Linked DNA regions of Homo sapiens: regions 1, 2, 3 and 4 are each linked to region 5. A link is a contact called in ENCODE Hi-C data. All regions are on one chromosome and are shown on one strand. The core of a region is the stretch at or near the end of the contact, and the rest is flanking DNA. Distances in the headings are between cores, read along the strand shown. Region 1 holds the start of NFXL1 (nuclear transcription factor, X-box binding like 1). Region 2 holds the start of SLAIN2 (SLAIN motif family member 2). Region 3 holds the start of COMMD8 (COMM domain containing 8). Region 4 holds the start of GNPDA2 (glucosamine-6-phosphate deaminase 2). Region 5 holds the start of SCFD2 (sec1 family domain containing 2).

Region 1 (5,262 bases), core at 1,198-3,697, 5.5 Mb after region 5:
TACCTACTTCATGGTTATTGTGAAGATTAGATGAGTAAAAGAAAAAAGGACCTAGAAGAATGCTGGCACATAGAAAGCACTCAAGGATTGCTGGTCACTGTTATTAGCTATTGAATATTTGAGGGAACAGAAAAAATTTCTCAATAAAGTTTGACATGGAAATTTAGATAATATGCTAGTCCAGCTCTCTGGCATATAACATAATTCTAAGAAGGATCTCTCTTTTTAGTAGCCACTCAATACTTCTTGGACATTACTCAGTGATAATTACTATATTCTCTCTCAGAGTATAACAGCTCCTTTCCTGTATGTGAAAACCCCACTGAAGAAAAGTCTCACTTTAGGGTTTTCAAACTTTGAAAGCTGGTTGCAGCTTTAAACTTACAGTTCTTATACAAGTGCAGCATTAAGAGAGTTGCTGTGCACCTGTTAGTTTCTAGCCAATGAAGTTATATCATTCTCAGAGATGTTATTTCTTTTCTTCTTTTCATTTTTCTGAGACGGAGTTTTGCTCTTTTGCCCAGGCTGGAGTGAAGTGGCGCGATCTTGGCTCATTACAACCTCCGCCCCCTGGGTTCAAACAATTCTCCTGCCTCAGCCTCCCTAGTAGCTGTGATTATAGGCACCCACCACCATGCCCAGCTAATTTTTGTATGTTTAATAGAGACAGGGTTTCGCCATGTTGGCCAGGCTTGCCTCAAACTCCTGACCTAAGGTGATCCACCCGCCTTGGCATCCCAAAGTACTAGGATTACAGGCGTGAGCCACCATGCCTGGCCATGGGATGTCATTTTTGAGTTTGGTTAATGTACAGGCAATTCTGCAATATCTATGTTTAAGACATTAAAAGCATGGTTTCTAATACTAGACTACTTAGGATTGAATCTTGGCTTCACTACTTCCTAGCTGTATGATCAAGGGCAAATTGCTTAATCTCTCTGTGCCTCAGTGTTCTCAGTTGTAAAACGGGGATAATAAACACGGTTACTGTGAGTACCAAATTAGTTAATACATAACGTAAAACACTTTAAACAGTGCCTGACATCTAATAAATGCTATCTAAATATTATAATAGAAATTTATGGTTAAAATAGAAGAATTAACTAAGTTGAAGGACTGTACAATAAGCCATCAATATGTTTCTCAATCCCAGACAGACCCCAGAATGAATTTTTGCAATCTACCTGTCAGTATATATGCACATGTATCTTATTGGAAAACTCAGCAAAATCATAAGATTTAGGTCCTGGCCCTCAACTATTTTCCTTAACAAAATCTACTTTAGGGAGATGCTGTGAAGGTAAAAATTAGCATGTCCCAGGGAAAGCTCATTGCACACTACAAAGGACTATGACAATAACAGGCTTTAGATTTATTTTCTACATTGGCTCTAGCATTTTAGAAGGGTACTTTTACTACTCAAGCCACTTTCCTGCAACTCTCCCCCGAATTTCCCTCCTTCACAGTGGCCAACCTCAAAGCGTTTTCAATGTAAGTGCCTTTCCTGTTAGTGAGACTTCCCTATGAAAATAAATAGTTTAAAGGTTGTTGGAGCCTAAAACTCACTAAGCCTGGAGAGAGATGTGACTGTCATCTGAGTTACACGTGGTTACAACTTCTGTTTCTCAGATTATAGATTAACTTGCTTTCTTATTTTTCTTGTTCTATACAATGGCTAGAGAGAATTAAACGAAGTTAAGGACAAAAACTTCCTGCCTTCTTAATGATCCTTATAGATTAACTTCTGCTTTGTTGCCCCGGTTTGCTTAGACCAGATGACAGAAAATCCTTTATGAAAAATGTTAAATGTACACTTCCCAAAAAGAAACACTGTCTATAATCAAATTGTTGTAACTATTCTCTAACCTTGTATGAGAAAATGCTGTAATCCTGCTAAAAAACCTCTCAGTTTCTGCCTATATAAGTGAAATCTTAAATCTCTACTTCGGAACGCTGACTCCTTCCTTGGAGTCGGTGTTTCTAGGTAGGCTATCCTCAAACTTCGCGCTTTTGATTATTTTACATTGACACCTCCTGTCATCCGCAAGCTCAAAGGCAAGGCTAATAAAAGATGGCAGAGAGCCAATTAGGGACAGAGCCATGTAATCCTCATACCCAGGTGAGTTTAGGGCAGTCTTGCAGAAGCAGAAGCAAATTGTGGGGTCACGAAACCCTCCGGACCCGCCCGCCTCCACCACCACGCGCCCCTATGACCTTCGACCCCTCCCTAGCCCCAGAGCACGCCGGGAGTTGTAGTTCCCAAAGGCCTGTTCGGGCCAGCGCAGGCGCTTGGGGTTTCCCTCCCACCCAACCCCCGCACTTTACCGGATAAGGAAGCGGCCCGTGCTGCCACGCAGTCGCCGGAACGCGGGCGGGGGCTTCTGGGAGTTGTAGTCTGTTGGGGGCGTGCGCAGTCGGTAAGGAGACGTAGCTTTCCGTGGGGTGTACCACTGCAGTTGGTTCCCGGCGGGAGACGCAGGGTCAGTCTGTGACTCTTCCCCTACCACGCTCCCGCAGAGGCTGAGGAGGCGGTTTCGACTTCTCCTCCGGCTTTCTGTCTTCGGCACTGTGTGCTTCTTGCTCCGCGGTTTATTTCTGTACCTAGTCCTCCCTCCCCTCTTCGGTCCATCTCCAAAGCCCGGGCTTGGCGGGGACTCGCCCTCCGGTAAAGGCAGGGCCGCGACCTCCTAAAACCCGGTCGCCGCCCTGCAGGAACCTTCCTCACTCGGCCCCTCACACCGGGTTTCCGCACTGACCCTCCTTCGCCTCGGTCCTCGCTGCGCTCACCTCCTTCCACTCTTTTTTTTTTTTTTCTCCTTTGCAGGGATGGAAGCTTCCTGGCGCCAGGTGGCCGGTGGCCGAGGCCGATCCCGGGGACGGGCCACTGCCGCCCCCTCAGGAAATGGAGTCCATCTCCGCGGCGCCGGAGGAGGGCGAGAGAAGGGGTCGGTGGGCGCAGTTCCTTCTGGCACCAGTCCCGGAGGAGTCGCGACCACGGCGGCTGCAGGGAGCAGGCACAGCCCCGCAGGATCCCAAGCCCTGCAGACTACCGCAGCCAGCGGTGAGAATGGCTCCCGCCCGCGTGCTCACCTGGATGCCTCCTAAGGCAGTTACTAGTCAGGACCGCCTCCGCCCTCGCCTTCTTTCTTTCACTGCTTTTCCCCTCGTTCGGGAGTTTGTTATCGGGCCCACTTCTCCAGCCTTTCGGGTGGCTGCTCTTTTCGGCACTCTAGGTAGATTTCCATCGCACCTCTTTCATCTTAATTTTAGGTGGTATTACCTTTGTTACTTCCCTCCACTCTTGCCTACTTGAATCTCCAGACCATCAGTTGTAAATTGTGGCCCGGTGTTCTGATTTGGTCTATAATGTTGTTTGGTTAACACAGAGTTTTAAATGTGGATTGATTGTCAGCGGTTGTTTGTCGTTTTTAAAAATCTGGTTAACAACCTTGTGGCTTTAGTTATCTTTGTGCATGGCAACAGTCAGCTCGGCTGAGTCACAGAAATCCCATTTAGATTGGACTTGGGCATTCCATCTCACATTCTCTCTCATTTCTGGAGCCAGGTGTCATTTGTCATCTTTACCTTTGCCTTTGTTTCTTGACTTGTCTTATTCCTTGTAAGCACTTGAGCTTTTGATACCTTCCTTGACTGTAGTTCCTATTTACAAATTCCATGTCCTTCTGTGGACATATCTGGTGTTGCCTCCGATATATCAATACTTTTCATCCAAGACCATGTTTTCGTGGAGCCAGGGAGGACTTACACACAATTGTGCATGGGGCCGAGGGAATAATCCCTGAAATCATTTTATTTTTGTGTTTGGAATGCATTTCAGGATACATTTTTTTGGGGGGTGTGGAGCAGAATTGAGTATCTTGAATGATTTTTCTCCTAGGCTAATTTGAAAGGTAGGTGGTATTCTCTTAGCATGCAGTTAATGGCCGTGATGATAAGGTATACAATATGGAGACGTGTGAACAGGTTTGGTAAACTTTTTTTTTTTTTTTTTTTTTTTGAGACAGAGTCTCGCTGGTCGCCCAGGCTGGAGTGCAGTGGCGCAATCTCGGCTCACTGCAAGCTCTGCCTCCTGGGTTCAGGCCGTTCTCCGGCCTCAGCCTCCCGAGTAGCTGGGACTACAGGCGCCTGCCACCACGCCTGGCTAATGTTTTGTTTTTTGTTCTTTGGTTTTTTTTTTTTAGTAGAGACGGGGTTTCACCGTGTTAGCCAGGATGGTCTCCATCTCGTGGGTAGAAGGAAAACAAGCATTCTGTCCGGGCGCGGTGGCTCAAGCCTGTAATCCCAGCACTTTGGGAGGCCGAGGCGGGCAGATCATGAGGTCAGGAGATGGAGACCATCCTGGCTAACAGGGTGAAACCCCGTCTCTACTAAAAATACAAAAAATTAGCCGGGCGGGGTGGCAGGCGCCTGTAGTCCCAGCTACTCGGGAGGCTGAGGAAGGAGAATGGCGTGAGCCCGGGAGGCGGAGCTTGCAGTAGCCGAGATTGCCCCACTGCACTCCAGCCTGGGCGACAGAGCAAGACTCCGTCTCAAAAAAAAAAAAAAAAGAAAGAAAAGAAAAAGAAAACAAGCATTCTCTACCTGGACAGTTGAGATTTGGCTGTAAGAAATAATACGTGAGAAGGTTGTCTTGTCAGCTTCTCTTTACTTTGAGATGATGTTAGGTGAATACATTTATCAGGTTATGAATGTTCTCATTATCTCTGTCCAGTTCAGCCTGTTTTCTTATGTATCTTTTAAGTGCTAATTTCCCGTATATTAATGACATTTATCATCTCTTTTGTGACAAGTTTTGAGTTATATATCTCATAGCCAGTTCTTTTTTCCCAGTACTCAAAGCTTGCTAGGTAAGCATGATACACATTTTCGTCGAGGTTTACTTGAAATACTCAATTTGTTTTGTTAATAACCCCTAACCAAACTGGCTGCAATAAGAAAAGGAAAATGTTTCATGAGGGAACATAATCAAGTACGAATATACCACCCAAGATAAGAGAGCTTATCTTGGTAGTGGCTTATCAGTTTTAAGTATAATGTTAATTTTAAAATAGTCAATCAGTAAATTTAAAATCCTCTCAAGATGGGAATTCATGAACTCAGATCAGTTCTGCAGGTTTGTGGCTCCTTTCTTAAACTATGTTTGCTGTCCGTAAGAGCTTATTAACACTTAGTGCTTGAAGAAAATCCCTGTGGTCCTTGCTCTCAAGAAGTTTGAAGTTTCTTTGGGAGTATGTGCAGTGA
Region 2 (5,575 bases), core at 665-3,164, 5.0 Mb after region 5:
CAACATCATATAAGAACTGTTTCTTGATTTAAGTAACTAGGCTTAAGAGTAACAAATAGCAGCTTGTTTTAGACAGTTTACTATGTGCCAGATCCAGCGCTAAATGCATACATAATTATCTTACTAAATTTTCATAACTCTATAGAGGTAAGTGCTATTATTTTCTCCATCAAATACAAGAAGAAAGTGAGCCTCAGAGTAACTTGCTCAAGGTCATACTGCTAGTAAGTGGCAAAACCAGGGGCGAACCCAGGAAAGCTCTTAACTACCTCAGAACACTGCAAAGTTCCAGCCCTGCAATACCAGAGTCTATGAATGATTTCGATTTCACTGTTAGAAGTTTTAATTTCAATAGAGCAGAGACATTTTAGCTAAAAGTTAAAACTTTAAGAAAAATGAATTAAGACAAATAATTGCCCACACACATCTTTATAATAAAACGAGAGGAAAAGCCTCCCATGTCCTATTTATGAAAGTGATATTAAGGTGGGGGGGCCACAATTTCATCAAGAAGTGGCTTATGACAATATAGCTTTGGTTTAAATTTTTAAATAGGACTCTTTTTCTCTGCCCCTAGAAGGACGTGGAAATGAAAGATGGATGTGATAACTGTCAATTCAGAGCTCTGCAAAACGCCAGACTCAATTCTTGTTTTAGAAAATAAGAGCCAGGGCTCGTTCCACCCTTGACTCTTCACACAGAGTAACAAAAAAAAAAAAAAAAAAAAAAAAGCAGCACCATCCTCTGCCCTCTCTTCACACAAAGCAAGGTTTACCCCACTACCCAAAGGGGAGTGCTGATTCATACGGTCTCCCCATCCCCGCCAGAAATGGGTCCCAAACACCAACCGCTGCATAGACGTAGACGACTCTGGTCTGCCCCTGACCCCCACACCTGGTGATACCTCATCAAGCAGACCCCTCTCCTACATCCAGAATGCCCAGGGCCACCATCCGAAAGCCAGTATCTTACACAAAGCAGGATCCCTGCCTACAAAGCAGTTTCCCACCTCCGACTCCTCCCCAGGCGAACAGCCCTTCTCAAGCTGCCCCAACCCACAGACCCCAATAGGGTCCAGCACTCAGAAGGTCCACAATCCAAAGGACAACGAGCTACAACCCTGTTACTTGCGCACGCCTCGAACCCCCAACTCCAGCTGACGTTCCCTCTGCCAAAGCAAGAAAACCACAAGTCGCCACAGGAGAGCGGACCCGGCTACACAAAGCGAGGCGCCCGACCAGAGGGACCCTCAGAGGACGCTCTCCGCCCCCGGGCCCGTCCCCGCCCAGCTCCTGCCCGGCGCCTCGCGCTCACCAGCTCTCCTCCTCCTCCTCCCAGCCTGACAGGCGCTCCAGCTCGTCGGGCCGCAGCGGCTCCACCTCGTCCAGCAAGCCGCCCTCGCCCGCCGCTAGCAAGGAGGTGGCGTCCCGCAGCTCTTCGCTACTCGTCCGCCTCGGGCCCGACCCGGGCCCGCCGCCCGACTTGGCGCTGAGGCCCAAGGGGAAGCCCCGAGGAGACGCCGCGCCGGAGGAGGGAATGGACGCGCCGGCCCGAACCGGGCTGCCGGGCCCAAGGGAGCCGGCGCCCTGCACGGCCCCCGAGCGGCTCCTCAGCTGTTCGTTCTGCTTCTCCAGCTTCTTCACCAGCTCCTGCAGCTTCCGCACCTCCTGGTCCGCGTTCACGTTGGAGTTAACGTCCTCCATCCCGGCCCCGCCGCCGCCGCCGCCTCCGCCGCCCGCTCGCTCTCGCAGCGACAGGGAAAGAGACGGAGGAAAGAGGCGTCGCCGCCGCTCACTCTAGCCGAGGCGCCGGCATATAGCAGGACCAGGCCCCACCGCCAGGGTCCCCCCACCTCGGGTTCCAAAGCGCCGCTGGCCCCAGCCGAACTGCCTCATCTGCGCCGGCTCCGGGATTGGGGGAGGCGGCGCCAATATCCGGCCCCTGCCGCCATCTTCCCTCCGTCCCTCCGCCCCCCGCGGGCCGGCCCAGTCGGTGACCTCAGAGCGTCGGGGGTGGACGCGGCCGCCGGCGGGCGCTGAGAGGACCCGGCGCCAGCTCGCGGCGGGGCGGGGCCACGGACGGGGCCTATGGGGCGGGGCCGGTGCTTGAGGGGCGGGGATTAGGCCGGAAGGGGCGTGTCGGCGGATGTGGGACGCGGCCGGGCTGGCTAGGGAGGGTCCCTGCAGAACGGGAGGCCAGCAGAAGGCTCGCGGCGGGCGGGGCTGAGGTGGCTAACAAGGTCCTCGAACAGCCTCGCCTGTTGGTCTGGGCGTGTGGGCGTGTTCTCCACCCCTTACAGGGAGTGTGGGACCCGCGGGCCAGTCTCGCCCTTGTTCCGGGCCGGATCTCGAGTGGGCGCTCAGCCCGGCGGTGGAGAGACAGTTTACTTTGTTCAGCAAATATTTAATCGATGCCGACTTTTAATTGGAGATTGTCTCGGCTGGCAGGAGCCTCTAGACTGCCTGTGTCCTGTTTCTTCCCCTGAAAATAAGAAACCCCAGTTTCAGACAGTTAAGAGAGGTCTAAGGTCAAAATAATCATAATTTCTTGAGTGCTTCCTACTGGCCAGACAGTGTGCTAAGCACTTTTAAAGGCATTATCTCATCGGTTAAAACATAGTTTTCCCGACTTAAAGTTTACAGCACACTGGGGCGGAAGCGGGGGATAGTAAACCGCTTCTCTACTCCCTTTCTCCGTTTATTGACTCACACTCTGTTCTTTGGATCACTTCCTTCGGAAAAAGTTCCTCGTAGTGTGTCTTGACTTTTTTAAAAGTTGTATGTTAAAAGTAGTTAAACACGCTGACAGATACTGAAGAATGAAGAAAATTGTAAGAATGTGAAGTCTGCCTTTAGAATGCGGCAGGAAACCTAAACAAAACTTAAATGCTTTGTTTTGATCACATTATCACAGTCGTTGGTCTTCAGAGGTCAATTGTGAACGGCTTTGGCTTGTGTTTGCAGCTTTTCTTCAGTTGCCGCCTCCACCCTTAGTTTAATAACAATGATCCAGTCCTGTTACACCTGAGTGTGGACTCATGCCATGACTGACTTGCTTCTACCCTTTAGCTTTTCTAGTGCCATATTCTCCGCCTGCCATATCTGATTCTTTTCTTAAATCCCATACTCTCTCATTCAGGAAACCTCTTCCCAACAATTCCACAAAGATCTAATTATTCTGCATATTCTAGCACTACGTGATCAATAGTTCTCAATAGGTGTTTGCACTTTTTTTTAAATTGCTTTTTTCTCTAAGAATTATTTTTCGTTTGTTTTTGTCTGTTTACTTGATTTAAGGACACTTCATTTTTGCTTCCCATGTCTAGTACACTGACACAGTGGACACTCAATACTTGGTTTGTTGAAAGTTAAGTAGACTATAAGTTCTACTTAAAACCACGTAGCTATTTATTCGTAGCAAAAAACGTATTTGTGTTAAAAGTTTGCTGGCTAACTATAAGTCGAGTATTTTTCTAGCTATACAGACCTAGTCAAAGGATGTGATTGTTTGCTAACATAATTGTCAAGTAATATATATTATCTGTGTAATGCTCATCTAAATATCATTGCTCTTTCTGACCAGTCTGAACTTGTTGCCGGAGGGTTAAAAATCATGACTACTTCACGTGTAGCAGTTTTCACTTGCATTCAATGCTTTGTAAAATAGATTCCAACTAGTCAGTTTCTATAAGGCGAACCCTTCAAATATACTCCTTGAAAAGAACAGTTCACCGGACATTATGAAGTTAGCACTAATGTTTGTGGGGCAGGAAAAGCTGTTGTAGTGTGGAACAATGAATTAAGAATCAGAAAGCCTGATGTCGGGTTCTAGCTGTAGCATAAATGCACTTGACCTTGATCGCTGCTCTCTAATCTCTGGTCCTTAGTTTACTTTAGAATGCGTGAGTTGGAGGATCTCCAGTATCTCTTCCAGGATGAAAAAGTAAAGGATTCTGGTGAGGCCTCATGGTTGCAAAACATGAGAGTGAATATACTTAGATATATAGAGAAGTTCATAGTGGATAGATATACTTGGATTTTTAAATTCTATTGCCTTACTCAATGTCTTACCTTTTTCATTCAATAAATATTGAATATATCTACTATATGGCAGGCACGAATTTAGATATTTGGATGTTTAATAGGCCTCTTAAGTATCAAACAACATTCAGTTCATACACACACATACACACTACACAGCATATACACACGCTTAAATCTGCTTGTCCTGTAGTCATCACCATTCCAATAAATGACAGCTCTTCTAAATGCTCAGACCAAAAACCTTAGGATAATCCCTACTCCTCACTTTCTTTCACCCACCAAATCCAATCTTTAAGCAGGTCGTGCTGGCTCTACATTCAAAATATGTCTAATTACTTCCCAGCACCTCCACTGCTACGACTCTAATTCAAGTTGCCATCTTCTCTTGTCTAGATTACAGTGGTACTCTTTTAATGAGCTATTCCACTTTGCTGCTTTACAGTCTCTTGTGTACATGGCAACCAGATGATCTTTTGTGTAAGTCACATCAGGTTACTCTCCTGCTCAGAATCCTCAGAAGCAACTGGCTTCCCAACATACTTCAAAGTCTTTTCCCTGGACTATAGGGCTCTGGATACTCGGCAACTTCTGCAAGTATCTCATTAACTAACACCTTCCCCATCACTCTACCACACTGGCCTTCCTGATTTTCTTCAAACAAGCCAAGCATGTTTCTACTTTAGGAACTTTGCACTTGCTTTTCTGTCTAGGATCTGGTTGTCATTCACGTTATCACATGACTGACTCCCTCACTTCATTCAGGTCTCTGCCCAAATAGCACCTAAATTCACTATCCTCATTATGATTCTCCATAAAATAGCATCTGTGTCATTCCCCATCCTCTTAATCCTGTTTCATTTTTTCTCAGACACATCTCTCTCTCTTTCTTTCCTTCCTTCCTTTTCTTTCTTTTTTTCTTCACTGCCTGTCTCTCACCAGTAGAGTGTGAACTGCAGGAGAACAGAGTTCACTGTTATATCTCCAGTGCTTAAAACAGTGCCTACAACAGTGCCTAGTACATGGTAAGTGCTCAATACATGTTTTTTGAACGAGAGAGTTAATGGATTTACGCTAAGTGAAGTCTCCTAAAAGAGAATTTCAGATAAATATGGTTATATCTCAAATCATTGAAGTGGAAATTTGTAATTATTTTGAATGGTTGACTTTTAAAATTATATTTTCTCCTTCCAAAAGAGCAACATGTCATACCATATATGTCATCCTCAAAACTAGGTCACTCTCTACCTCCTGAGAGCCAACAGCCCTTAAGAATTGCTGAGGAGAGAGTTTTAAGTTCTCACTGAGAAGCATAAGGACAAGAATATTTCCTTTCTATCCTTAACCTTGCCAGGATCTTCCTCTTTCAGGTTAGCTGTGATACCCTGTCTTCTCTGGTGACTCAGAAGTGTTACAGCATGTTTTTAAAAGTCACTCTAAGAGTGACTTTTATATAGCTACAAGGAGCAGAGCTAGTAGGTGTCTGAAGTATGCATCACAGTTAGCCCAACTAGTTTTTCAGGTGTTGTGTTTTA
Region 3 (4,914 bases), core at 473-2,972, 5.9 Mb after region 5:
TGTTAACTATTTTGGAAACCATATTTGTTGCAGGCTAAATTTTGTCCCATCCAAATTCAAGAGTAAAGATCAAATTCTTCTTAGTACTCAGTGTTGCTTGAAAGATGAGTTAGGACCTAATTCTCTGTCCTCTGACTAAACCTTGGGCCCTGTTAGGTGTGTCATTTTACCTTATTTAGTCATGTTACGTGGCCTTAGGTAAGCCATATCATTTCAGTTCCTCAGCAGGGGTAGTCAAGCATGCAAACTGAGATCACCGTTTCTGGCCTCAGACCAGTGATTTTGTAACTACTATCTATGTGACCTTACAAAATATATTACTTCAAGTTCATTTCCTCATCTGTAATACCCACTGTACAAGGCTGTAGCAGGAATTAGTAAGATAAAAATATATGAAGGGTTTGACATATAGTAGATGCTTGAAAGTACTTTTCTCCCAATTATTATAATACATAAAATTTAAGTTTTTTTCTCAAAATAGACCTTACCCATCATTAGATTTACAGAAAGACTCAGGTGAAGTAGTTTTCCAGACTTCTCATTTTAACTATTACTAGGGGAGCTCCTATTCACAAAGTATCTTAAGACAATTACATTTAAGATAGGGCAATGAGTGTTGTGCATCTATCTGCATTAAGAACTAGAAAGTGGTAAATAAGTGAGGGACAGCTAAAATATCATGAAAACTCACGGGAGAAAGAAATTGACTTCACCTTTTAGAGTTGAGGCACACAGAGAAAGGACGTAGGAGGTAAACCTAGAATGCTGCTAATGAGTAGTTTTTCTCTGCGTAGCCCATAGATTGAATACTTTCTCTTCTGCTTCACCATTTTGCACCACTTTTATTATTAAATTTATAAATTAGATTGTAATTCCTGTTTCTGGTCTACTAGTTATTATTATCCGCTTTTGCAGGACATGCTCATTTTACCACCACTGAATTCTTCAGCACCTGATTAAAGTAACAGCTGTAATAAGAAATAACAGAAAGGATATTTGGACTTTGAGCTTAGTCCAACATTAATAGCATGGCTCTTGAGTCTGATTGATTTTGTTTAACTTCAGACTGGGCCTCTTACTTAGGTCAGTGATTTTTAGCGTTGCCAGATAAAATACAGGACACCAGTTAAATTTGAATTTCAGATGGACAAATAATTTTCAGTATAAATATATCCCATACAATATTTAGGGGATACTTACAACAAAATATTATTGTTTATCTGAAATTTCACATTTAACTGGACGCTTGGTATTTTCATTTGCTAAATCTGACAACCTTAGTGACTTCTCTAATCATGTTTGCTTTCTGCAAATAGGGCTGAAAATAGTACCTTCTCCCTAGGATGATCTATATACAGAACGTTGCTCATGGCAAAACCTTAATTTACCTTGCAAATCAGGATACTTTAGTAGAGACTTCTGTTAAAACTCTGGGACAATGACCATGCCCAGGCACCCAAAAAGATGGTTACCTTTATTCGACGGTTTTCTAAAGAGCACAGAGAAAGTTCAATAGAACCCTAAACAAAGGTACAAACTGCGTTGAAAGATACGTAAATGTGCCTTTAATAGCACAAGGGTATCTTAGCCACATCACTGCAAACTGCAGTCTCCCTGGTTACGGGGAAAGCGGTAGTTCGGTCTCTGCGCAAGCGCACAGGGACTTCTTGGGTCCACGCCCCTCCCCGCCGGCGAGAGTCACGTGGGCGAGTCGTAGCTTTAGACAAGCGGCCAGCCTTGACACGTGACCCAAGCCCCAGCTTCGCGCAGGGATGGAGCCGGAAGAGGGGACGCCCTTGTGGCGGCTGCAGAAGCTGCCGGCCGAGCTGGGCCCGCAGGTGAGGGCGGGTACCGGGGGAAGCGGCGCGGGGCCTGGGATTCGCGACAGCCCGGCGTGCGGATCAGGCCGGGTGCGACCCGGACGCCTTCGCAAGCTCCCTAGGGAAGGGAGGAGGAAGGGGCGTGATTTCGGGTGGTTGGTCCCCGCCTTCCCTGGGGAGCCTAGGAGGACAGCTTGGGGCGCCACCCCCAGCCTAGAGGTGCAGCTCCAGGGGCTTTGCGCGCAGAAGCGCCCACACCAGACTGGGCTTTGAAAGCTTAAGTCGGTGTTTGCTGCCTCTTAGTATACGTTTTCTTAATTCATTCAACACATAACCTCCCAAAGGCTCCCTACCTACCGGACAGCAGGTACAGAGCTAGGTGCTGGAATACAATGTGACAAAGACCGAAGCGGACCCTGCCTCCCCCCTTGAGGGTGGTTGGTAGGAAGAGAAATAACTGGGCGAGTTACTTTAGTTAGGATCGTCCCAAGAGGTGATGTACCCATTGACTTCCAGTCTGTAAAAGAACCTGGCTTGTAAGAATCTGGAAAAAGCAACCACATTCATTTGTTCAGCCAGTTTTTCATTGAAGTCTACCATAGATTGAGCGCCCCGATGGGATGAGGTAAATGGTGAGTGAGACACAGCCTGTGCCCTGGTGGAGCATCTTTTTTATAAGTCTCAATTTTGGCTTCCTGTTTCCTCTATTCCATTTATACTGGAGAAAGTGTGGAGGAGACAGAAAGGAATGAACTTACCTCCTGCCAGGGTCAAGAAAAAAAAACACCTAATTCTTTTCTTTGTTTTTGCAAGTGAGGAACCTGAAATGTCAGCAGAAATTTTGGCTAACTTGCCCAGGATTGCCCATCCAGTTAGTGGCAGAGCTGGAACTTATGCTCAGATCTGTTGATTCTGAGTGTTTTATTGGCTTTTGGCTCTCCTTGTCTTCACTCTACCCATTTAGATAAGGCCCATAACCTTTATTACCATATATGTCGATGACTTCTAAATCTTTAGGTCCAGCCAAAAATTTCTTCCTCTATGGTTCAAGAATGCCAGGTAAAAAACAAAACAAAACCCCAAAAACCCCAAACCAAAATCTCTTCCCTGAGTGTCAGGCTTCTGCCACAGGTACCTCAAATTCAGTATGCCCTTGCCTCAGCTCTTCTTTCCCCCTGGACCTACTCCTCCCGTAGCCTCATTTTCGGTTTGTGGCACCACCACTTTCACCCAGCCCCTCTCAACCTGACGTTCTAGGTTTCATCCATGGCCCCCCCTTTTCACATCTCTTCTACCTCTTTACTGCCTCCATTTTGAGTGTCCTCAACAATTTAAGCCCCTTAATCTTTAACTCCTTAACTGAAAATTGAGGCATCTGGGCTCACCCTCTCTCTTACATCTTCCAACCTGTTAGCAAATATATGGAAAAATAATGCAAATGTGTGAATAGGTTGCTTCCCGGTTGAGCACAGATTGAAGTCTAGGCTCTTTTACTTTGTACACAAGGCCCTTTTTGATTTGGCTCCACCCACCTCTCCAGCCTTGTCTCCTGTCACCCCCTAGGCACCCCCCAAAATAACTTGCTTGTGTCTAGAAATGCACTTCTTCTCTCCTGTTTTGCTTGGCCAACTACTCATCCTTTTAAGATGGACTTTTCCTTGCTTCCTCTCTGTGCTCCTTCGTACCTTGTATATATTTTTATTATGGCCCCATCATTCTAAATTACATGTATTTGTATGTTTGCCTTTTTCGAATGGACTAAAGCTCTGTTATGGTAGGGCCTTATTTATTCTCAGTTTCCTCATTTGTAAAATAGAAATAATAACAATGGTTACTTCAGAGTTGTAGTGAGGATCAGTCCAGAGTGTGGTACCTAGTTAGGGATCCATAACGGTAGCTATTATAGTTTCTTTGCCATTAAATAAAGTCATTTCCATGACCTTTGTCATTAAATAAGGTCATTTCCATGACTTTATTTAATAACTGGGATGAAGTGTTCATTACATATTTGTGAATGAATAACAAACATATTCCAAAAAAGATAATGCTTTTATTTTTCAGTTTGAGTTCTGGGTTTTTTTTTTAGCATGGGGACAGTATAGGATAAGGTGTAGAGAATTTTGAATGGATTCAAAATTGAGTATGTTGATTTATGGTAAATAAAAATTCAGTTTGTATAGTATATTAGCCACCATTTGGAAGCAGTTGCTTGTGTTCTGGCATGTGTGGTGTTAGAGGGAAGGAGTTATTAGTTAAAATGGGGTGGAATATGATTATTTCCAAGTTATTTGGTTCAAATACTCCTCTTGTAAGATACAAATAACTTCAAGAAAGATAACCTTATTAAATGTTAAGTGCTTAGAATAGTACTGGCATTGTGTTATCTCAGTTAATAGATGCTGAAGGCATGAATTGGAGGAGGAGGACTAGTGATAATAATTAGAATGGTAACGAGGGCTAGCAATGTCTACATGTCTTTGTACATGCCAGGAAGATGCCAAGTGATTTGCACGTATTCTTATTCCATCCTTACAGCAAGATTAAGAGAATAGATGATATCCTCATTTAACACTTGAGGAAGCAGACTCAGAACATTTAAATAAAACTTGAAAATACTGAAACTGGGATTGGAACTGGATAGTTTTATTCCAAAATCCGTAGTCTTAATCACTATGCTCAGTTATACATGTGTTAGGCTTTCTGTTGCTGATATTAAGATACTAATAGGATAGAAAGGAAAGTAAAAAAAGGAAAAAAGTACTGGAGACTTTCTGGGAATACAGCAAAAGTAACTGCTGAGCTGGGTGCGGTGGTGCTCGTCTGCAGTCCTAACTACTTGGGAGGCTGAGATGGGAAAATTGCTTGAGTTCAGGAGTTCAAGGCCAGCCTGGGCAACATAGTGAGACCCTCAAAAGAAAAAAAAGTATGTTGTGAAAATGGAGGCAAAGCAAAATGAAGCTTATAGGCCTACAGTAAGAGACTTTGATATAAGTCCTATCCTTTTGTTTGGTCGTTGCTATAAATATGGAATCTTTTATATGTATCTTCCTTTTAGTTTTTTCATTATGTAATTTTTATAACAAAATTATTTTAG
Region 4 (5,011 bases), core at 848-3,347, 8.6 Mb after region 5:
TCTCCCTGTCTTTCACTTTCACATCTTATCCCACTGGAAGTTCATCAGGGCAATAATGCACATGGAGCTCTCATCTATAATAACAATGCCTTCTTCTGGAATACCTCCTGAAAGACCTCCTTGAGGCTGTTTTATAGTTAACTTTTAAAAATATAAATAGGGCCAAGCATGGTGGCTCACGCCTATAATCCCAGCACTTTGGGAGGCCGAGGCAGGCAGATCACGAGGTCAGGAGTTCGAGACCAGCGTGGCTAATAAGTGAAACCCCGTCTCTACTAAAAATAAAACAAAATTAGACGGGCGTGGTGGCAGCTGCCTGTAATCCCAGCTACTCAGGAGGCTGAGGCAGGAGAATTGCTTGAACTCAGGAGGCAGAGGTTGCAGTGAGCCAAGATTGTGCCATTGCACTCCAGCCTGGGTGACAGTGCGAGACTCTGTCTCAAAAAAATAAACAAATAAATAAAAATAAAAATAGAAATAGAATGAATACACTCTAAAATAATGATAAAGAGTATAATATAGCAAATACATATACCAGTAACATAGTCATTTATTATCAAGTATTATATCCTGTACATAATTGTATGTGCTAGACTTTTATGAGACTGGAAGCACAGTAGGTTTACACCTATGTAGCCACAAACACGAGTGGTGTTGCTCTACAACTTTACGTTTACTACAATGTCGCTAGGTGATAGGAATTTTTCAGTTCTGTTATAATCTTATGGGACCATTGCCAAATATCCAGTCCATTCTTTACCTAAACTTCCTTATGTGGCACATATCTGTAATTCAAGACTGTAATTCAGTCTCCACCTTTCTACAGCATTCTTTCTAAAACACGTATGTTCTAGTCTCTTATCTTCAATTCATAAAGCTTAAGTGACTCCCTATTGCCTACAATACAAAGCCTAAATTCTATGCATAGCCTACAAACTACTTCATCATTTTACCTCAATCTTTTTTGGAGAGACAGGGTCTTGCTATGTTGCCCAGGCTGGTCTCCAACTCCTGGGTTCAAGCCATCCATGCACCATGACCTCTGAAAGTGCTGGGATTACAGGCGTGAGTCACCGAATCTGGCCAAAAATCGCTTTTGCAAACTTACTGAAGGCGATAGTACTAATAAACCTGTCTATTATCAGTATGTGAGCAATGTTGCTGTTTGAAGCTAAATCAACGAGAATGTAACATCCTACTCTTCACTAAAGGATGCAAGAGGAGTCATTACATTCAAAGAAGCAGGCTGGATTTACAACCCAGGTGAAAAACTTCATATAACGAGTTTGAGGACACAGCGTTTTACATTTTTTTAACTTGTAGTTTCCACAGAAACAGAACCTTAAGTTGGCTAGGAGTCAAGATTGTATTGTTCCTAACAGAACCCTAAACGGTGTTATTAATGGAACAGTGTTCCTGATGGAACATGGTGAAGACACAACACACTTTTCTCCTTTTGAATGATAGCTGCTTTCTTTACAATAATTTCCACAGCCCAATTCCTTCCCACTCCTGTATAAACATCTGTGATACCCAGCTCAAAGCTGATTCCAGCTTCCCCTATCCCTTTCTTAGACTCATTCAGCAAAAGCCAGTACCCTATTATATAGTGTTTTCTCTTACTGAGACGCTCCCGATTTCCCATGGTACTGTTTGCCCTTTTGCAAACTTTGATGAGTTTTTTGACACAAGACGCTTATCTGTCATTGCGTTTGCAAATATGCATTCAATAGCTTGGAGTAGAGAGAGAAATGTATTCATAAATGGCAAATATATTCATGTTGCCAAACAGCAACATAAGCAACAAAGTACGTGTGAGCACTACGGTCTTACATACTAAATCTCATAAGCCTAAAGAATCTACTGCAAATCCCTCTTTGAAAGATGGGGGGGAGGGGAAAGTAGCGTAAAGTGATGACCCAGAAACTGCGATCTTCCAGGCAAGAAGAGCGCCCAGCCGCACCGCACTCGGACCGAACTCCTCGCGTCTCACCTCAGGCGTCCTAAAGGCGGTGCGCATGCGCAGCGCCCGCCAGCCACGCCGCGGTTCCTTCCTGCGCCTTTATCTGCATCCGGGTCCGTGGGATTCGCGCTCCACTGGTCAGCTGGGGTCGCTCTCGGGTGGTTGGGTGTTGCTTGTTCCCGCTGTTCCAGCATCGAAGAACCATTGGGTCTGCCGGTAAGTTTAGCGGGGGGTGCGGCGGGGGCGCCAAGAAGGGGACTCGGGTCGGGGGACCCGACGGCAACTTCGCCCTGTGCGGCCTTTGTGCTGAGACTGGGACGCCGGGCCGGGGCGGAATGGGTGCTCAGGAACCTCGAGGCTGGGGGCGCGTGGGGTCTCCCGTATTGCCACTCGCGGACCTGGTTGTCCTCTCCGGATTTGTGCCTACGGGAGAAGGCGTCCCTGCCCTCTCCTCTCTCGCGGCTTCTTCTTGACACCTCTCTCTACACTCGTTAAAAATTCCTAACAGTCATCCTCATTTGCATTCGCTGTCCTTTGCCAAGTGAGGGCCAGGCAAACGCGCAGCTGAGGGGAATCTGCAGCCCCCGCCTCCCGGGCAGGAACCACAGCCTTCTTTGCTGTCTCTCGTCCCTCCTCGGGTCGGTCCCACACGCGCGGCCAGGCCACCCTTACGCTTTCAGGACAGGTCAGGTTGAGTAGGGAAAAGCTCAGAGCAGAGGTTCTGCAAGTGTAGATTCTGGTCTTGGCCCCGCCATTAACTAGCTGTGTAACTTCACGGGTGTAGAAGTTGTCATCCACCATTGAAGTTTTGCGATTTATATTCAGCAGCCCTTTTTCCTAGCGATGCACATCCAAAATGAATCAGCACCTGAAGGAAGACGAGGGAAAGGGTGGTGCTCTGTTGTTTTTTGATGCTGTCTTGTGATGCCAGAGAATTGCATAAGGCGACAATAGTTTGGATCTCTGAGGATTGGCAAAAACTGGAAAAGTCAAATCTTAAAAACTTAAATGTGGTGAAGAAATTCTTCTTTGCTCTGGGTGAAGGGATTCATTTGGGACTTTTGGAGGTGACTCTGCGCCCTCCAGAGAGTTTAAGAAAACAAAAAGTTGCCTGTACCTTGGTCTGAGAGACTTGCTTAAACTTCGTTTCAGTGAGATGTGTGGTGTTCTTAACAAATTTCACCTGATTATGAATATCCCCTGTGATAATTTGCAAAAGCAGAGATTCCTTGGACTTCATTTCAGATCTTTTGAAACACTGTGTCTAGGGAGAGGGACCTGAGAATCTGTATTTTTAACTAGCATCGTAAGTGATTCTCAACCGGTAAGACATCTTTGGCTAATGTCTCTTTGAGTCAGAAACACTTAGTTTTAAAGCCAGCTCCCCGGGCCACTTTTTAACGTCAGCAATAAACTTCTCGTAGTTGCAGTTTTCTGTATATGAAGAGTGAGAATAATGCTTTCAACCTCAGAGACAAGTGATTCTAAGCCCTTTGACAATAGAGTTAATCATTTTTGTGTCTACAGAACCTAGCATAGTGCTTAGAATATAATAGGTCTTCAAACGTGTGTTGAACTGAGAAAAATAACATGCCCAGGATGCAGAAGACATTGGAAAGCTCTAATGCTTCTCGTCCTCCTTACCTTATTTTTTTTCCGTTTTATTAACAATCAGCTGGCCATATATTCTTGTTAGAAGTAAATATATCTTTTGATGTTCATTACAGCCAATAATTCTTTCTGATTCTTTGGTTTAACTCTAAAATTGTTTTTGACATTAGATTATGGATTATATTTAAGTGGAGGCTGAGTCCAGTTGTTGGACTGAATTTATGACTTACTATGTAATTTATTTTCTGTAAATAAATAATTGTTATCGGGCCAGAATTCTAGATCATGGTGACCATGATTTTTTGTTGTTGTGTCAGAATTCGAAACTGTTACCTTCTTAAAGACATTTAGATTCCATACATTTATTTTAATAAGACCTTTTAATCTCATTAATTTAGAAAATTTGACTTATTACTCTATGTAAAGTGTGTGGGTACAAAACTCAGGAATGCTGAAACCATGTTATAAAAAGCTTGGTATTGGTGACTGATCCATTTAATATAAAAATAAGAATTAAAAATCTAAGAATTATGGGAATTATTACAGAATGTTCAGTAAATGTTATAAGGGGACGTTTATAAACTATTGATGGTAATGTCAGTTCAACTTCTGTAGAAAAAAGTATGAAGATTTCTCAAAGAACTGAAAATAGAACTACCATTTGATCAGGCAATCTCACTACTGGGTATCTACCCGAAGGAAAATAATTCATTATATCAAAAAGATACCCGCATTCATTTTTATCTCAGCACTATTCACAGTGAGGCAGTAGAATAGGGTCTGGAGGCAGAGGACTTAAGGCCAATTCGTGCTGACTTCCTAAAGCTAAATCAAAGGAAAACACCAAGGTCTGGGGGCAGGAAATCTAAGGCCAATTTGTGCTGACTTCCTAAAAGAGAAAACACCTGCGTCTGGGGGCAGGTAACCTAAAGCCAGTTAACCAATTAACGCAAACTTCCTAAAGCTAGACCAAAAGGAAAAAACCCATCTCCCCATGCCCAAGTAGCAAAGGACCAAAGGCTACTCTCCCTACGATCGACTGCCTTCCACCACCTCTCAGATGGAAGGGGAAAGTGCCTTGGATTGTCCGTGGACTAAGCATGGGCCATCCCTTCATCTGCATAGGGAGCCAATTCACCTCAGCCTTTAATTAGCCACGGACCAAATCCTTCATGCAGATAAGGGGTAACCGATAAGGGACCTCAAAAGGAGTATTAAAACCCAGAAAACTTTGTAACCGGACCCTTGAGCCGCTTGCTTGGGCCCACTCCCACCCCATGGGGTGCTTTCTTGCTTCAGTATCCCTGCTTTCGCTGCTTCATTCCTGTGTTTCGTTCCTTTTGTGCAGTTCTTTGTTCAAAATGCCAAGGAACTGGACACCTCACACTCATGACCTTCCTTCCAATAACAACAGTAGCAAAGATAAGAAATCAACCT
Region 5 (5,198 bases), core at 1,134-3,633:
CAGAAAGCTGGGTGCTAACCTGAAATTCTCCTTCCGTGTCACCCTCTCTGTCAAACTAATAAGCAAGCCCTTTGGCACTATATTCTTAACGTCTATTCATACTCCCCACTCTGTCCATCTGCTTGTTACGCTTTTCAACTCTCTCACCCAGATTTGCTGCTGATACTATTATTTTCTTAACTGCTCCCTCTGCGCTAAATTGCTCCATTTCAAATTATTTTCCATGTTTTGACTAGAACCATTTTTTTTCTAAAATCCAGATGTGAACAAATTATTTCCATACCCCAAAATACATTAATACTTCCCCACTGGCTGCTACTACTTAGAATGGAAAATAAGGCTCTTGCTGATCTAGCCCATTTCTTTCTTTTCTAATTCCTTGCTCTTATTTCTTCTTGCGCCTTTTTTCATACAATGCACTCCAGCTATAGGAAACCCTTTGTAGTTCCAGAGAACATATTGTACTGTTTTATGCCTCTACGACTTTGTTTATGCTGCACTCTGTGCCTGGACTGCTAAGAATCCTCCTCCCCATCCTGTCCACCTGGTGAACACCTGGGTTTCTTTGAAGGCAAGTCAAAACTCATGCCCTATATGAAGCTTTTTCTGACTTCTTCCTTTTTCTCTTAGAATTTATTTTTCCTCCTTCTTGACTCCTATACAAAAAATTTTAAAAAGTATTTGCTTCTGTAACATTTTATTGCACTTGTTTTACATGTGTGGGTCCCTTTATTTCATCATAATTATTTTGAAATCAGGGCTGTGGTTTAGTTTTCTTTATATCCTTAAAACCCAGACAGTGTTTGGAATACTGTACGTATTTATTAAAAATTGGCTGGATATATTATTATGTGGAATTTTTTTTTTTTTTGAGACAGAGTCTCGCTCTGTCGCCCAGGCTGGAGTGCAGTGGTGCCATCTTGGCTCACTGCAACCTCTCCCTCCTGGGTTCAAGTGATTCTCCTGCCTCAACCTCCCGAGTAGCTGGGATTACAGGTACCTGCCACCATGTCCAGCTATTTTTTGTACTTTTAGTAGAGACGGAGCTTCACCATGTTGGCCAAGCTGGTCTTGAGCCCCTGACCTCAGGTGATCTGCCCACCTCGGCCTCCCAAAGTGTTGGGATTACAGGCATGAGCCACCGCGCCTGGCCATGGATATTAATTGAACATTCATTCAACGAACATTTATTGAACACCTGTTATAAGTGTTGGGGATACCAAGCATCTAGTGCATAATTTAGCAAAACAGATAGTTTAAAGAAAATAGTGTTAATACTTACCCCATGATATGGCAAGTACTTAGCGAATGTATCAATTGAGTGGTTTGATAGGTGGGGGAAGTGAGAGGTGATAGGGTGATAGTGGTGGTGAGTTAGAAAAAGTCTCTCACAGGCAGTACTGTTGGAATGATTATTTTCGGTAAGTTTACCAGGTAAATTCTTTGTGGATTAGGTAATGAATTTTATTAACCATTGCATCTTTGAAGCTTAGCACAGAGATTATACTTAGTAATGTAAGTATATTGGTGGAACAAACAGAACCCATAAAACATTTTGGGTTCAGCCTATTGACTTCATTGTATCGGTACAATTTTTCTCCATGTTGGGAATAGCTGGAGAGAAATTGAGAAATCAAGAAGGATGTTGATGCTTTTTAAAGAGTGTGGATGTATCCTATAGGCAACTGGGCTAGGAGAAGCTTTTAAGCAGGAAAGTTGTAGGACCAACTTTGTTTATTAGGAAGAAAATAGAATTGGAGGGTAAAGAGATCAAAAGTCAGAAAATGTTGGGAGATCATTGCCTGGGTGAGCGATGATGTTGGGTTTTTGTGACAGCAAAAATGGAGAGGAAGGGCTGAATTCTGAGAGTTTTTAAGCCTATAAGATGTAGTGACGATGAGATGAGGGAGGAAAGATGGAGAAAGTGAAAATGAGAACAACAGGGTTTGTTATGAGGCTTGTGGGCGATAACGTATGTGACAGCAATCTATAAACCCAAAATATTGCACACGGTTGTTTTTATTATCTTTTTCTAGTTGCTCTGAGTTTAGATTGAGAAGGTGGCTGTACTTTTGGAGACGTGTTCATATCTAAGGAAGATACCAAATTTCGGATTAGGTTTTTATTTCGGAGACTTTTCAAGGAACATGAGAAGATTATCTGAGAAGATTATCTGCGCAGACAGGCCGAGCGACGGAAAGAACTCAGTTCAGCTCCATCTCAGGAAACACCTGATCTCCACGAGCTTTTGAGGAAGCCCGGAGCCACAGAGCCCCACCCACTTCTTTCCCGACCGCGCCATCCTTCCTCACTCCCGGCCTCCTCTCTAGCCAATCACCGCTCAGTTTAACGTCATCACCGAGCGCCATCAGGGAGCGTGTCAGAGGCCGACCACGTGTACTGTGGAGACTGTCAAAGTCTCCCGGAGCCCAATTTCCGGAAGCGGTGAGTTCTGAAAGAAGTTCCTGCACCGTAGTTTCCCAAGTCTGCGAATCCCCAACCATGAGCGCCTCGGGCGTACTGTCCTTTACCCAGCAAGGATGGGAGCAGGTGCTGGCCAAAGTGAAACGGGCTGTGGTTTACCTGGACGCCGCCTGCGCCGAGAGCCTGCACTGGGGCTGCGGATCCACCCGTCTCCTGGAGGCGGTGGGGGGTCCTGACTGTCACCTGCGAGAGTTCGAGCCCGACGCAATTGGTGGTGGAGCCAAGCAGCCCAAGGCAGTGTTTGTGCTGAGCTGCCTGCTGAAAGGCCGGACCGTGGAGATCCTACGGGACATCATCTGCCGCAGTCACTTCCAGTATTGTGTGGTGGTCACAACCGTGAGCCACGCTGTCCACCTCACAGCTAATCATGTCCCAGCGGCGGCAGCGGCCGAGATGGAGGGGCAGCAGCCGGTGTTCGAGCAGCTGGAGGAGAAGCTGTGTGAATGGATGGGCAACATGAACTACACGGCCGAGGTGTTCCATGTCCCGTTATTGCTTGCCCCTGTTGCTCCCCACTTTGCCTTGACTCCAGCTTTTGCATCCCTTTTCCCACTGCTACCCCAGGATGTGCACCTCCTTAATAGCGCCCGACCGGACAAGAGGAAGCTGGGAAGCCTGGGTGATGTGGACTCCACTACGCTAACCCCAGAGCTGCTGCTGCAGATCAGATGCCTAGTGTCAGGCCTCAGTTCTCTGTGTGAACATTTAGGAGTACGGGAGGAGTGTTTTGCTGTAGGTTCCTTAAGTCAGGTCATCGCTGCGGATCTGGCCAATTATGCCCCTGCAAAGAACAGGAAGAAGACTGCTGCAGGCAGGGCATCAGTGGTTTTTGTGGACAGAACCCTGGATCTCACAGGTAAGTGCATTGCTCTGGAGTTCTTCATTACCATTCCCCACATTGCTGGGACTTTCATTGATTCAGCATATATTTTATTGACCTTTTATTATATATTAGATTGAGGATACAAAGATGAACTAGATGGACACGGTCTCTAATCTCACAGAGTTTATTGTCTAAAGTGGAATACAGACAGGTGAATTAGCAATTACAATAACATTTGTTAAATGCTGTAATGGGTAGAAATGTCATAAATGCCCATTGCCTTGTTAAACAACAACTTTAGCCCAAGATTATGCTGACAGGGAGGAAAACTGTGCACCTGGGAAATTTTATTTTTAGAAATTTACGAATGCCAGTATTCACAACAGTCCTTCATAAGAAGACTCTGGTTTGTTGGAGAAGTGTTAATAGATGACCCAGCGGAAGGAAAACTACTGCACAAGAAAACATAAAATTATTACAGACAATTGAGGTTTAGGAAATGAGTGTTCAAAAGTGAGGCTGAACTTAAATGTTACTAGTAAATGAGATGAAATAGAATTGTAGAAAATATTTTCAAATGTTTATTGATTTATTTTTAGCTCTCATTGTATTAAAGATTAAGTAAATAATCTCAAATTGTAATAATGTATTATTTACACAAAAGAAACAAATGTAATCCTTAAAGCAGATGAAGAAAAGACACTTTCTGATGTTTGATATGTTATTTTCAAAGGTCAACTTTATTGTTCTCTAATTAGGTTGTATAATACTGTTAGTAATATAGCCTAGCCACTTCCAAGTCCAGGGAGAATAATCGGAAAACTGACATTGGTAGGCATTCCCTTTAATCGGTCAGAAAAAAAGTTGAATTAAGTTATAAAAAACGAAATAGGTATATTTGAGTTTTTAATCTTAATAAGATTAATTTTCAGATAAAAAATGGAAAGTAGGCTAAATGGTAATACTGAGATGTAAACTTAATTATGTGACTGGAAAAACCAGGTGTCCAGTCTGTGATTTAAATATATAAGTAATAACTGTAGCATCACAGAGTCCATAGGGGATTAAAAGATAAAACCTGATAAGTAGATGCTTGTTGAGTTTTTTTGTGGATGCTATATATTACTGTTACTTCTATCTCTTTATGCCAAAAATGTAGCAAAGTTGTTTCATAATCAACTGGGAAGTTCACATAATTTTGTACCCTCCCCTAAGACTTCTGTTAGGCAAAACTTAATATCCCACTGTCCAGCATCATAGTAACAGCTCTTTACATCTTCAGTAGGTAATGCTTTTTTTTTTTTTTTTTTGAGACGGAGTCTCTCTCTGTCGCCCAGGCTGGAGTGCAATGGCGCAATCTCGCGAGGCTCACTGCAAGCTCCGCCTCCCGGGTTCACGCCATTCTCCTGCCTCAACCTCCCGAGTAGCTGGGACTACAGGCGCCCGCCACTACGCCGGGCTAACTTTTCGTATTTTTAGTAGAGACGGGGTTTCACCGTGGTCTCGATCTCCTGACCTCGCGTGATCCACCCGCCTCGGCCTCCCAAAGTGCTGGGATTACAGGCGTGAGCCACCGCGCCCTTTTTTTAAACATACAGAATAAATAAGGTGAGCATAACTTCTGCCCTCTAAAAGTTTACAATATAATGTAGTCAAGTATCAATATAACGTAGTCAAGTATGATTTAGAGCCCGGCACAGTGGCTCATGCCTGTAATCCCATCACTTTGGGAGGCTGAGGGGGGCAGACTGCTTGAGCTCAGGAGTTTGAGATCAACCTGGGCAACACAGCAAAACTCAATCTCTACAGAAAATTTAAAAATTAAATAAAAAATGAAAAAACTAGCCAGGTGTGGTGACCTGTAGTCCCAGCCACTCAGGAGGCTAAGGTG

What was found. Hi-C counts contacts between places; a loop is a spot of excess contacts on that map. Pooled maps may share reads with other maps.
Region 1: a loop to region 5 is called in a map of naive thymus-derived CD4-positive, alpha-beta T cell, with 19 times the contacts of the local background. The contact joins the promoter of NFXL1 here to the promoter of SCFD2 in region 5. A Hi-C loop is called at or near these places in 3 of 168 maps with a recorded cell type or tissue (CD4-positive, alpha-beta T cell and naive thymus-derived CD4-positive, alpha-beta T cell) and 8 of 50 pooled maps.
Region 2: a map of CD8-positive, alpha-beta T cell shows a loop between it and region 5 (8-fold over the local background). The contact joins the promoter of SLAIN2 here to the promoter of SCFD2 in region 5. A Hi-C loop is called at or near these places in 3 of 168 maps with a recorded cell type or tissue (CD8-positive, alpha-beta T cell and naive thymus-derived CD4-positive, alpha-beta T cell) and 9 of 50 pooled maps.
Region 3: a loop to region 5 is called in a map of CD4-positive, alpha-beta memory T cell, with 20 times the contacts of the local background. The contact joins the promoter of COMMD8 here to the promoter of SCFD2 in region 5. A Hi-C loop is called at or near these places in 2 of 168 maps with a recorded cell type or tissue (CD4-positive, alpha-beta memory T cell and naive thymus-derived CD4-positive, alpha-beta T cell) and 5 of 50 pooled maps.
Region 4: a pooled map shows a loop between it and region 5 (4-fold over the local background). The contact joins the promoter of GNPDA2 here to the promoter of SCFD2 in region 5. A Hi-C loop is called at or near these places in 2 of 50 pooled maps.

What each region holds. Positions count from the first base shown.
Region 1 is chr4:47,911,768-47,917,029 of GRCh38, reverse strand. It overlaps NFXL1 (nuclear transcription factor, X-box binding like 1), which reads left to right and starts at 2,447. Exons shown (of 23, transcript NM_001278624.2): 1 at 2,447-2,665; 2 at 2,825-3,061. The coding sequence starts at 2,827. LOC101927157 (a long non-coding RNA gene) reads right to left here and starts at 2,803. Exons shown (of 3, transcript NR_125879.1): 1 at 2,326-2,803. RefSeq lists enhancers at 2,467-2,696, 2,207-2,892, 2,893-3,579.
Region 2 is chr4:48,337,868-48,343,442 of GRCh38, reverse strand. SLAIN2 (SLAIN motif family member 2) reads right to left here and starts at 1,914. Exons shown (of 8, transcript NM_020846.2): 1 at 1,315-1,914. The coding sequence starts at 1,703. RefSeq lists silencers at 1,434-1,743, 1,884-2,223 and enhancers at 1,054-1,967, 2,374-2,493.
Region 3 is chr4:47,460,510-47,465,423 of GRCh38, reverse strand. It overlaps COMMD8 (COMM domain containing 8), which reads left to right and starts at 1,722. Exons shown (of 5, transcript NM_017845.5): 1 at 1,722-1,838. The coding sequence starts at 1,773. LOC107986277 (a long non-coding RNA gene) reads right to left here and starts at 1,541. Exons shown (of 3, transcript XR_001741683.3): 1 at 1,473-1,541. RefSeq lists an enhancer at 34-83 and a silencer at 1,732-1,991.
Region 4 is chr4:44,723,642-44,728,652 of GRCh38, reverse strand. It overlaps GNPDA2 (glucosamine-6-phosphate deaminase 2), which reads left to right and starts at 2,097. Exons shown (of 7, transcript NM_138335.3): 1 at 2,097-2,179. RefSeq lists an enhancer at 1,765-1,894 and a silencer at 2,387-2,681.
Region 5 is chr4:53,363,246-53,368,443 of GRCh38, reverse strand. It overlaps SCFD2 (sec1 family domain containing 2), which reads left to right and starts at 2,383. Exons shown (of 9, transcript NM_152540.4): 1 at 2,383-3,340. The coding sequence starts at 2,503. RefSeq lists enhancers at 2,418-2,467, 2,488-2,687, 2,908-2,957.